Regions from separate parts of the Homo sapiens genome. Here all the other regions are linked to region 3. A link is a contact called in ENCODE Hi-C or POLR2A ChIA-PET data. All regions are on one chromosome and are shown on one strand. The core of a region is the stretch at or near the end of the contact, and the rest is flanking DNA. Distances in the headings are between cores, read along the strand shown. Region 1 has its middle 40 kb from the start of DARS1. Region 2 holds the start of MCM6 (minichromosome maintenance complex component 6). Region 3 has its middle 210 kb from the start of CXCR4.

Region 1 (3,464 bases), core at 254-2,753, 300 kb after region 3:
CCTGATTTACTCCCCCAACAACAAATCTCTTTCTAAACATTCCATCTAAAAAGCTTTCCAATTAAATACTTTTTTAAAACCAGCTTTTTATTTTGGAATAACCTTAGATGAACAGGAAGTTGCAAGGAGAGTACAGAGAGTTTTTGTATACCCTTCATCAATTTCTCCTAATGTTAACATTTAACATAACTTTGGTTCATTTGTTCAAACCAGGGAATAACAAACTGTAGCAGCCTGTAGGCCAAATCCAGCCCACTGTCTGTTTTTGTAGGGCCTGAGAGCAAAGAGTATTAAATGTTTAATGGTTAAACAATCAAAAGAAGACTAATACTTCATGGCATGTAAAATTTATATGAAACTGAAATTTCAGTGCTCATAAATAAAATTTTAGCCAAACAAGTTGGTTCACACCTGTAATCCCATCACTTTGGGAGGCTGAGGCAGGAGGATCACTTGAGGCCAGGAGTTTGAGACCAGCCTGGGCAACATAGTGAGACTCTATCTTTACCAAAAAAAAAATTTTTTTAATTAGCCAGGCAGTGAAGTGTGCCTGTAGTCCTACCTATTTTGGAGGCTGAGGCAGGAGGATTGCTGGCACCCAGGAGTTCAAGACTGCAGTGAGCTCTGCCATTGCACTCCAGCCTGGGCAACAGGCTGGGCAACAGAGCAAGACTCTGTCTCAAAAAAATAATAATGATAAATTTAAAAATAAACTTTTACTAAAATAGAGCCATGCTCATTCCTTTATATATTTGTCTGGTTGCTTTAGCTCTACAGTGACCGAGTTGAGTAGTGGCACACAGACCATCTGGACCACAAGCCCCAGAGTATCTCCTCTGCTCCTTTACAGAAAAAGCTTGCTGACTCGGGGTCTAAACTAAGAAATTAATGTTGTTACATTACTATTAACCAAAGGACAGGCTTTATAGCACCAATGTTTCCAATTTCACGATGCAATCCAGGAACCACACTACATTTAACAAATGTATTTTCGTATGGTGAGCCTCCATCTATTTATCCACCAGGTGCATGGTAGGTTCTACTTTGGAAAATTTTCCTGACTCACAAATGAATTTCAGCTGGACACTTAAACAAGGTTTGTTTTTGTTGTTTGTCTGGGGTTATTTATGTCTTTCACACAATAGGCAGACAATGGAATACAACATCTGGGCTAGGAATGCTGTGCGAACTTGAAGATGGAGGAAGAGCTGTATTTGTTCAAGCAGTTCACGCGCTGGGCTAAGATAGAGCACCAATTCAGGGCCTTGAGAAAAGGGGGTTCCCAATGTCCCCCCTCGCACGGTGTGAGGCCTTCTCCTGATCCCACGCAATCCCTGCCTCAGCTCCCTGTCCTTTGTTTCCTGTTCCCCGGGACCGGCCTGTGAACCACGCGGCTATGCCTTTCAACCCGGCTGCGGCGGCTTTCAGTGCGCTCTGCAGGCGCGATCGGGCGGCGTCCAGTTGCCGGGCAACGGCCTGACAGGCAGCTCACGTTGCCGCCAGGGCCAAGACATCCGCACCAGCCAGTCTGCACCGCGAGCCTGTGGCCTGATTTCTCCCCCTCCATTGTTGTCGCTAATACAAAAGGCTACAACTCCAGTGTGGTCACTGGGCCTGCATTGAATTACACGCCAGGCCATTCTTCGGGCCGGAGCCTTTGTAGGCTGGGATGCGTTTCCTCCCAGGGCCAGAACTCTGGGCCTCGCCAGCCTTTACGAGTTGTCTGCCTCCCTCCGCCACTTCCACCCACCTACCGCCTTTGTTCCTTTCAGCTGGCAGCCAGGCCCTCGCTTGCCTTTTGGTTGGTATGAGATCACTGGCGGCGGGCTTGAGCAGTCCTTCCCACCCGCTCCCCTCACTCTCAATTAAGCACTGCGCGTAAAATCCCAGGCCTATTCAGTCATCTCTTCTTATCTCTTTCTCAACCATCCCCCCAACACCCATCCCTCTCTCTCAAGTTTCTAAGGCTGCCGTTGCTAGGGAACTCAAACCTGAGGGCTGAAGGGAGGTTTTCTAAGGTGTCTGCCAAACTCCCAAAACTCAGAGGGCGGAGGCAGCACAAAGTCTTTGGGATTCCCCAAACGCTGAAGAGAGTTACATGTAACTCACCACCCTCTACCCCATATCCTTGTGTTCAGCATCATGTTTGGATTCCGGGAAATTCAGTGGTGAAGTGGGAAAAGAGATTTCAAATCACACTAAGAAGCAATTTCTCCTAATGTAAAAGCTGGAAGGGGTCTCCTCTCAAAGGAAAAACATCCCAAGGTATGAGTTTATTTTTCTTCAACAGTGTAACATGGACAAAGAGTGTTCTTACATCAGCTATTTGATAGAAATCCTTACTTAATGAGGGAGGAATGCGTGACGATAACAATATGCTATCTGGCTTTTTAAATACCAATACCAGGCTTTACATGGTGGCTCATGCCTGTAATCCCAGCACTTTGAGAGGCCCAGGTGGGAAGATTGCTTGAGTCTAGGAGTTCGAGACCAGCCTGGGCAACAAAGTGAGACCCCTGTGTCTACAAAAAATAAAAATAAAATTAGCCAGTTATGGTGGCCTGAGCCTGTAGTCCCAGCCACTATAGAGGCTGAGGCGGGAGGATGGCTTGAGCCCAGGAGTTTGAGGCTGCAGTGAGCCTTGATCTCTGCAGTGAGCCGTGATCATGCACTCTAGCCTAGGTGACAGAATAAGACCTTCTCTAAAAAAATAAATAAATACTATTACCATTGTGAAATGCCTCCTCAGCTGGGGTCCCCAAGTGTGGGCTCCACTCACAGCGCCATCCGCAGGCCGGAGCAGGAGTGCATGCTGGCTACAACCAGTGTGGGAATCCAGGTCTACCTTGCTCCTGCAGCCTTCTGCCATCTCTTTGTGTTTCTCCGATTATTCCCTCTACCCTCTGTGTAATATTCTGTTAAAACCTAGGCATAAGGCTGGGCATGGTGGCTCACACCTGTAATTCCAGCACTTTGGGAGGCTGAGGCAGGTGGATCACCTAAAGTCAGGAGTTCGAGATCAATCTGGCCAACATGGCAAAACCCTGTCACTACTAAAAATACAAAAATTAGCCAGGCGTGATGGTGGGCGGCTGTAATCCCAGCTACTTGGAGGCGGAGGTGGGAGAATTGCTTGAACCCGGGAGGCAGAGGTTGCAGTGAACCGAGATCATGCCACTGCACTCCAGCCTGGGTAACAGAGCAAGACTGTAAAAAAAAAAAAACACCTAGTCACAATGAAGTAAGGTAGGCCATGAGAGGGATTCAAACCATACATTGTAACTTATTCTTAATACACAATTCATATTATGAGGGTGGCAGGGAGAAAGTCAAAGCCTGTATACGTTTCCTCTATTTTAACTTTTTCAGTTGGTCAAGGCTAAACTCCAGTTACCATAAATTCAGTCAAGCAGGGGTGATGTGCAAGTATTTGTCAACCAACGTGGCACAAGCACTGACCTATC
Region 2 (3,597 bases), core at 462-2,961, 450 kb after region 3:
AGAAAGAAAGAAAGAAAAGAAAGAAAAAAAAGAAAAAGAAAAAATTTTTCAATAAGTTGGATTTGGTGGTGGCAGGAAATCCCAGCTACTCGGGAGGCGGATGCAGGCAGATTGCTGGAGACCAGGTGTTCAAGGTCAGCCTGCACAACATAGTAAGACCTCGTCTCAAAAAAAGAAAAGAAAGAAAAAATATTTTTAATATGCAACAAGCCTCAAAAAATGGAAGTGGTCCCCGTTTCTCTTAATGTCTTGGAGGCCAAAAAAAGGTACTGGTTGGTGAAATACACATATAGATATCATCAGTACCCAGATGTTAATTAACGCCAAGGGAGTGTAAAGGGTCGCCCAAGAGAGCGACTTTACGGGAAAAGAAGGCTCTGGAACCAGAACATTTAAAAGACTCACTGAAGGAGAGGCGCCTACAAAGGATGCTAATCAGGAATGGCCAAAGAGATGGCAGAAAAACCAAGTGAAATGGTTAGGGAAAGATGGGGGAAAAAAACATAAGGATAACTCAAGCCAATAGTGCATTTTAAGAAGGGTATTAAGGCCGGGCGCTGTGGCTCACGGCCGTAATCCCAGCGCTTTGGGAGGTCGAGGCAGACGGATCACCTGAGGTCAGGAGTTTGAGAGCAGCCTGGCCAACATGGCGAAAACCCTGTCTCTACTAAAAATACAAAAATTGGCTGGGCATGGTAGCGGGCGCCTACAATCCCAGCTATTCAGGAGGCTGAGGCAGGAGAATCCCCTGGACCCGGGAGCTGGAGGTTGCAGTGACCCGAGATCGCGCCACTGCTCTCGAGCCTGAGCGACTGGGTGAGACTTCATCTGAAAAAAAAAAGAAAAGAAAAAGAAAAAAAGATTAATCAAAGTGTCAAATATTTCTTTCTTTTTCTTTTTCTTTCTTTTTTTTTTTTTTTTTTTTGAGACGGAGTCACACTGTGTTGCCCAGGCTGGAGTGCAGTGACACGATCTCGGCCCACTGCAACCTCCTCCTCCCAGGTTCAAGCGATTCTCCTGCCTCGGCCACCCGAGTAGCTGGGATTACAGGCGTGCACCACCACGCCCGACTAATTTTTGTATTTTTAGGGGAGATGGGGTTTCTGCATGTTGGCCAGGGTGGTCTCGAACTCCTGACCTCAGGTGATCCACACGCCTCGGCCTCCCAAAGTGCTAGGATTACAGGTTGTGAGCCACCGCGCCCGGCCAATGTCAAATATTTCGCTGATTTTCCTCGGTCAGCACCACCACAATAATTGTGCCACCTTACCCATGCAAGGTTTAGACATCTCTTTGACTCTTTTACAGGGTTTTATACTGTGGTTTCCATTATTTCCTCTAACTAGACAGCAGAAGCGGCTTACTCATTTTTCTCTTCCATAGAGTCTTACTCCGATCGTTCAATTAATATCAGTGGAATGATTTAAAGAACATTTGAAAAACCACTCGGACAAAACCCTCAGATTCGAACTTGTTCCAGCAGCCAAAAATACCCGCGGGCCACGGCTACACTGCGCAGGCGCAAAGGCAGATGGGCTTTCTCCAGAAGGGCTTTGCATTTGGCGCGAAATCCCTTTCCGTGGGCTGGGGCTCTTGGAGAGGCGCCGTTCATTGGTCAGGTTTGGCGCGAAATCTCCAGCTCCTGTGTCACGATTGGTTCCGGCCGTGCAGGTCGGAAGAGGGGGCGGGGCGGAAGCGGCGGCGGCGCGCGCAAAGCTGCAGCGTCTGGAAAAAAGCGACTTGTGGCGGTCGAGCGTGGCGCAGGCGAATCCTCGGCACTAAGCAAATATGGACCTCGCGGCGGCAGCGGAGCCGGGCGCCGGCAGCCAGCACCTGGAGGTCCGCGACGAGGTGGCCGAGAAGTGCCAGAAACTGTTCCTGGACTTCTTGGAGGAGTAAGTCGGCGAGCGCCCCGGGCCTCGCCCGCCTCCGGAGCCTGCGGCGTCTGGGCCAGGCGGTGCCGTGTGGGCGGCGGGTGTTCCGGAACCTGGGGGTCGCGCGTCCGGGAAGCGCCTCCCCGCCCGCCCCCCAACTTTAGGCTCCGAGCCCGGCGGCCGCGAGGAGCCTGGGACAGGCTGGGTTTTTCTGGAGTAAAACCCATCTCGAGCCCTAAGACGCTCGTGCCCAGTGCTCAGCGCTTTGCTTCTGTCACTTGATGCTCACCACCCCGCGAGCCTGGTATTTGCACAGCCCTCGGTGACCGGCGCGGAAACCTGGGCTCGCTGAGTATAGTAACTGGGCCGCTGGGTGCGGCCAGGTCGAGTGGGAGGCCGAAGTGCCATTGAATCTCGTCGGTGCCCTGCTGGGCCACGCAGCCGGGAGCATGGTGCTGGGGGTTCGCAGGGCACGGGCCACCCTCGCCTCTTGTGCTGATGAAAGTTTCTGCGTCAACTGTGGTTTGAAAGCTGCTGGGGGGCGGAGCCCTGCCCTGCAGAGAGTAGCTCACCATATCCCTTCTTCTGGGTCCCTTGCTCCCCTTTCCCTCTGGCCTTCCTTTCCTTTCTCTACTCTTCTTTTTTTCTGTGCCTCTGGGCTCCTAGCTTCATAACCCCAACCTCCTCCCTGGCTTGCCTCACCCACCGGTTATTTTTCCTGGAGCAGATACACCACGGCCTCCAGGATGAAGGGTCAGCAGTTTGGAATGGCTTTTGAAGTTCTTTTTTAGTAAAATATACATAACAAAGTTGACCATTTTAGCCATTTTTAAGTGTAGAGTCCAGTGGCACTAAGTGCATTCACCTCGTTGTGCAGCCGTCACCACTCTCCCATCTCCAAACTTTTTTTTTTTTGAGGCGTAATTTAGCCCTTGTTGCCCAGGCCGGAGTGCAGTGTCACCATCTCAGCTCACCGCAACCTCCGTCTCCCGGGTTCAAGCTATTCTCCTGCCTCAGCCTCCCTACTAGCTGGAATTACAGGCATGCGCCACCACGCCCGGCTAATTTGGTATTTTAGTAGAGATGGGGTTTCTCCATGTTGGTCAGGCTGGTCTTGAACTCCCGACCTCAGGTGATCCCCCCGCCTGGGCTTCCCAAAGTGATTACAGGCGTGAGCCACCGTGTCCGGCTCCAAACTCTTTTCATCTTCCAAACTGACATTCTGTGCCCATTAAACACGAACTCTCCTCCGTTACCCTCTCCCTCAGCCACCGTCACCCACCACTCTGCTTCCTTTCATTATGAGTTTGACCACTCTAGGTACCTCATATAAGTGGAAGCGTGTAGTATTTGTCCTTTTGTGTCTGGCTTGTGTAACATAATGTCTACAAGGTTCCTCTGCGAGGTAGCATGTGTCAGAATTTCCTTACTTTTTAAGGCTAAATAACATTGTCTGTACACATTGAGTATCCCTTTTCTGAAACGCTTGGGACCAGAAGAGTTTGGGATCTTGGATTTTTTTTTCAGATTTGGAATGTTTACATTATACTTAACCAATTGCATCCCTAATTTGAAATGCTCCAGTGAAAATCATGTCAGCACTCAAAAAGTTTCAGATTTTGGACCATTTCATATTTTAAATTTTCAGATGAGGGCTGCTCAACCTGTATATATACTGCATTTTGCTTATCCATTCAGTGGACACAGGTTCATTCCACCTTTT
Region 3 (3,296 bases), core at 794-3,293:
CCCCCCACCCCCAGCCCCGACCAGCAGAGGCTCATCTTTGCAGGCAAGCAGCTGGAAGATGGCCGCACTCTTTCTGACTACAACATCCAGAAAGAGTCAACCCTGCACCTGGTCCTGCACCTGAGGGGTGGCTGTTAATTCTCCAGTCTTGCATTCGCAGTGCCCAGTGATGGCATTACTCTGCCGTATAGCCATTTGCCCCAACTTAAGTTTAGAAATTACAAGTTTCAGTAATAGCTGAACCTGTTCAAAATGCTAATAAAGGTTTTGTTGCATGGTTAAAAAAGAAAAGGAAAGAAACAGCTCAGTGTTGCAGGAAAGGCCTGGATCATTATTTCAAAAACTCCATTTCTCAGACTGCTTGTCCTTGAATAAACAATATCTCAATAAAATAATGTAAGGAGAAATTGTATACTATGGCCCCATCTTGGAGCTCCATAATGCACTCCAGTTTACGAAAGGCTCTGAGAGGAGCTACACCAGAGAAACCTGCTGAACCAAACACTTCCCAAATGGGTGGGACCAGTGGATTTCCCTGCCCCACTTTTTAAAAATTTCCCCCGTAAAACACCAATGAATACCTTATAGGACATGAGCCCTCCTCTGAATACACGTTGAAGAAAGCTGACCTTGGTCAATCGCCCTGATCAAAGGTAACACCTAAAAGCGTTATATATATTCTCTCTCTCTCTTTCCTTCTTCACCTTCTCCCTCTTTCTTTTATTCAATCTCCCTCCCTCCTTTCTTCCTCTGTCTTTCCTGTCTTTTCTTCATCTGGAAATTTTCTTTCATTTCTCTCTTCTTCTCCCTCACCTTCTCGAGCAATGTGCTAAGACTGCAATGCACTGGGACTTCCAGGGGTCACCTGGAAACTCCTTGGGCCTAAGAGCCAAGGTTCCACCATAGCTGCAGCTGAACTGGTTTGCCCTCATCCCAGGAGCCATCCAGAGATTCCTATCTCAGCAATTTGCAAATGGTACTAAGGCCTCTGCACTGTTCTCAACAATGGCCCAATTAACTGCCAGTTGCATTTCAACAGCCGGAAGGTTAATTGGCTCACATGACAAGGATGGAGAGTAACCTGCACCCCATTAAATTGGTGTGCTCTCAGTACCATTCCACTGCGCTTTCTGCCCGTTTTCACATGTTCACGAAGCGTCCAAGAGACAAGTAAAAGACCCAGGCTTAAAGAAGAGGAATGGCTTCTCATTAGCGGTCCCATCTAGAAGCCTGCATTTTCTCCCTGTTCTCTGCCTCCCTCCCAGAGGCAAACGCAGGAAGTCATCACACCATTTCTGTGTGATGCTCTGCACTTTTGTCATTTAATGGATTCACATTGTTCTAATTTTTTGGTGTCTGGTCATCTGTGGAAATACTTGCTTTTTATTTCTGAAAAGCTTTGGCTGAGAGGTTTTTTGGTTTGTTCTTTTATAACACACACACACATTTATAGTCTCTAAGACTTCTCAGATAATTACTAGACCGCCGACTCTAACACACTGTTTCATCATATTCAAACTGACTGCCCGGATAGAAATCCATATTCTCTCTCTTATTAAGAACCGATTTCCCTTGAGTAATATCTGCCCTGCTATTTTACTCTAGGTAATATTGATCTTCCCACTCTCCTCCAAAGCGCCTTGCAGAGTGCCAATAATGTTGTAAAAGAAACCTTTTATTAATGAACTCCCCACAGCTTAATTTTGTTTAGATAAGTTAAAAAAAAAAAAAGACAGGAGAAAGGGTGCAACAGTTGACAAACTTTTATTTGCACCAAAAGTCTGGCCACCTGTGGAGTAGTTTATAGGGAGTCGGGGGTGTGGAGTGAGTGGGTGGCACTACTATAAACAAAGCTTCAACCAGCTGCCTGAGAGCTCTGAGTCACACAGAGCAAGCAGGATGTCCCACTAAGATACAGATTGTTTGATTACACCCAGAGACAACAGCACCAAGCCCAGCAGGGACTGACACATCAGGGCCAATCTCTTCACTCACTGTCCCAGCGATGCAGAGGGGCCCCCACCAAGAAAACCCAGGAAGCATTGAGAGTGGCTGTGGGCTGACGCGTCCTGTATGTTTGACGTAAACAGGAGTGTATTTTTTCCCAAGATCAGCCTCTATACAAAGAGATTAAATCAGTCCTATACAGAGGAACTGGTTTTCTCATGCCGACCCATGTTTGCGAATGCTGTCGAAAGTTCTTCAGAATGAAGCTAATCAAAGTGAAAGTGATGACAGGACAGATCGTATTCGAAATCCCAGTGACCTGACCACAGGAGGAGCCCCACCACCGAAACCCTGCAAGGAGGTCAGCAGCAAGACCAGGGCAGGTGCCTGGCAGAGGCCTCCGCATCTGCTGCAACCTGGGCCCTCCCAGCCTCAGCAAAAGGGACTTTGTGGCCACAGCTGCAGTTTATTTCACATTCTATAATGATAGCAACTAGGCAGAAGTGACTGTGGACTGAGCAGAACCATCTTCAAATTTGTTTTTATCCTGGCATAACAGATTTAAGTTAACCAGCTATTGATTAAGTAGAGAACATAAGATAGTTAAACCCACTCTGTGTTCTCCCTCAATATCTACCCCTTTAGTCTGTTATTATGCCAGAAATTCTCTCAACTGGGAACAATGTAATGTTATGATTTTTAAAGCCAATAACACTCTGGTTTACATTAGTTTACCTGAATGTTTGGTTGGATGGATGGATGGATAGATGGATGGGAGGATGGATGGATGTGTCAACCTATAATAAAATATTATAAAATAATCTAAAGAGTCAGAACCACCCATTTGTGAAAAACAAAATTTAAAAGCTGTTGGAATCCAAACTTTCTCTGTTTTTTGTTTGTTTGTTTGTTTGTTTGTTTGTTTGTTTTTGAGAAGGAGTTTCGCTCTTGTCACCCAGGATGGAGTGCAATGGCTTGATCTCGGCTCACTGCAACCTCCGCTTCCCAGGTTCAGGTGATTCTCCTGCCTCAGCCTCCCGAGTAGCTGGGATCATAGGCACCTGCCACCACGCCTGGCTAATTTTTTGTATTTTTAGTAGAAACGGAGATTCGCTATGTTGGTCAGGCTGACCTCAGGTGATCCACCTGCCTGAGCCTCCCAAAATGCTGGGATTACAGGCTTGAGCCACCATGCCCAGCCGGAACCCCAACTTTCAAAGAGTTTATTCAAGTGCAGTTTGAGGATGGCCTACCCGGAAACACCAATTCCAAAGAAATGGAGTCAGAGTTTAAAATACAGAAGTTAAGGTTTCATTTATATAGACAGAGACAGAGGAGTTTTTAGCAGG

The links. A loop is a pair of places that touch in the nucleus more often than their neighbours do. ChIA-PET counts read pairs that join two places held with the same protein, here RNA polymerase II (POLR2A). Pooled maps may share reads with other maps.
Region 1: a loop to region 3 is called in a map with no recorded cell type, with 2.2 times the contacts of the local background. The contact joins two enhancer-like sites. A Hi-C loop is called at or near these places in 2 of 37 single-sample maps with no recorded cell type and 2 of 50 pooled maps.
Region 2: a map of CD4-positive, alpha-beta memory T cell shows a loop between it and region 3 (10-fold over the local background). The contact joins the promoter of MCM6 here to the enhancer-like site in region 3. A Hi-C loop is called at or near these places in 1 of 168 maps with a recorded cell type or tissue (CD4-positive, alpha-beta memory T cell), 1 of 37 single-sample maps with no recorded cell type and 10 of 50 pooled maps. POLR2A ChIA-PET finds 5 or more read pairs at or near these places in 5 of 52 experiments (A673, CD4-positive, alpha-beta memory T cell, OCI-LY7 and 2 more).

What each region holds. Positions count from the first base shown.
Region 1 is chr2:136,023,715-136,027,178 of GRCh38, reverse strand. No RefSeq gene overlaps it. Among named protein-coding and RNA genes, the nearest start is that of DARS1, 40 kb to the right of the region's middle. Within about 2 kb of position 1,503, at least 3 of the 41 ENCODE cell types and tissues checked have a DNase peak (open chromatin) inside an H3K27ac peak, as active enhancers do.
Region 2 is chr2:135,874,557-135,878,153 of GRCh38, reverse strand. It overlaps MCM6 (minichromosome maintenance complex component 6), which reads left to right and starts at 1,711. Exons shown (of 17, transcript NM_005915.6): 1 at 1,711-1,895. The coding sequence starts at 1,789. RefSeq lists enhancers at 1,437-1,496, 2,187-2,316, 2,086-2,621 and a silencer at 1,957-2,116.
Region 3 is chr2:136,326,283-136,329,578 of GRCh38, reverse strand. It overlaps the pseudogene UBBP1. Among named protein-coding and RNA genes, the nearest start is that of CXCR4, 210 kb to the right of the region's middle. RefSeq lists an enhancer at 2,132-2,261. Within about 2 kb of position 2,043, at least 9 of the 41 ENCODE cell types and tissues checked have a DNase peak (open chromatin) inside an H3K27ac peak, as active enhancers do; they include OCI-LY7, where a contact is called at or near this core.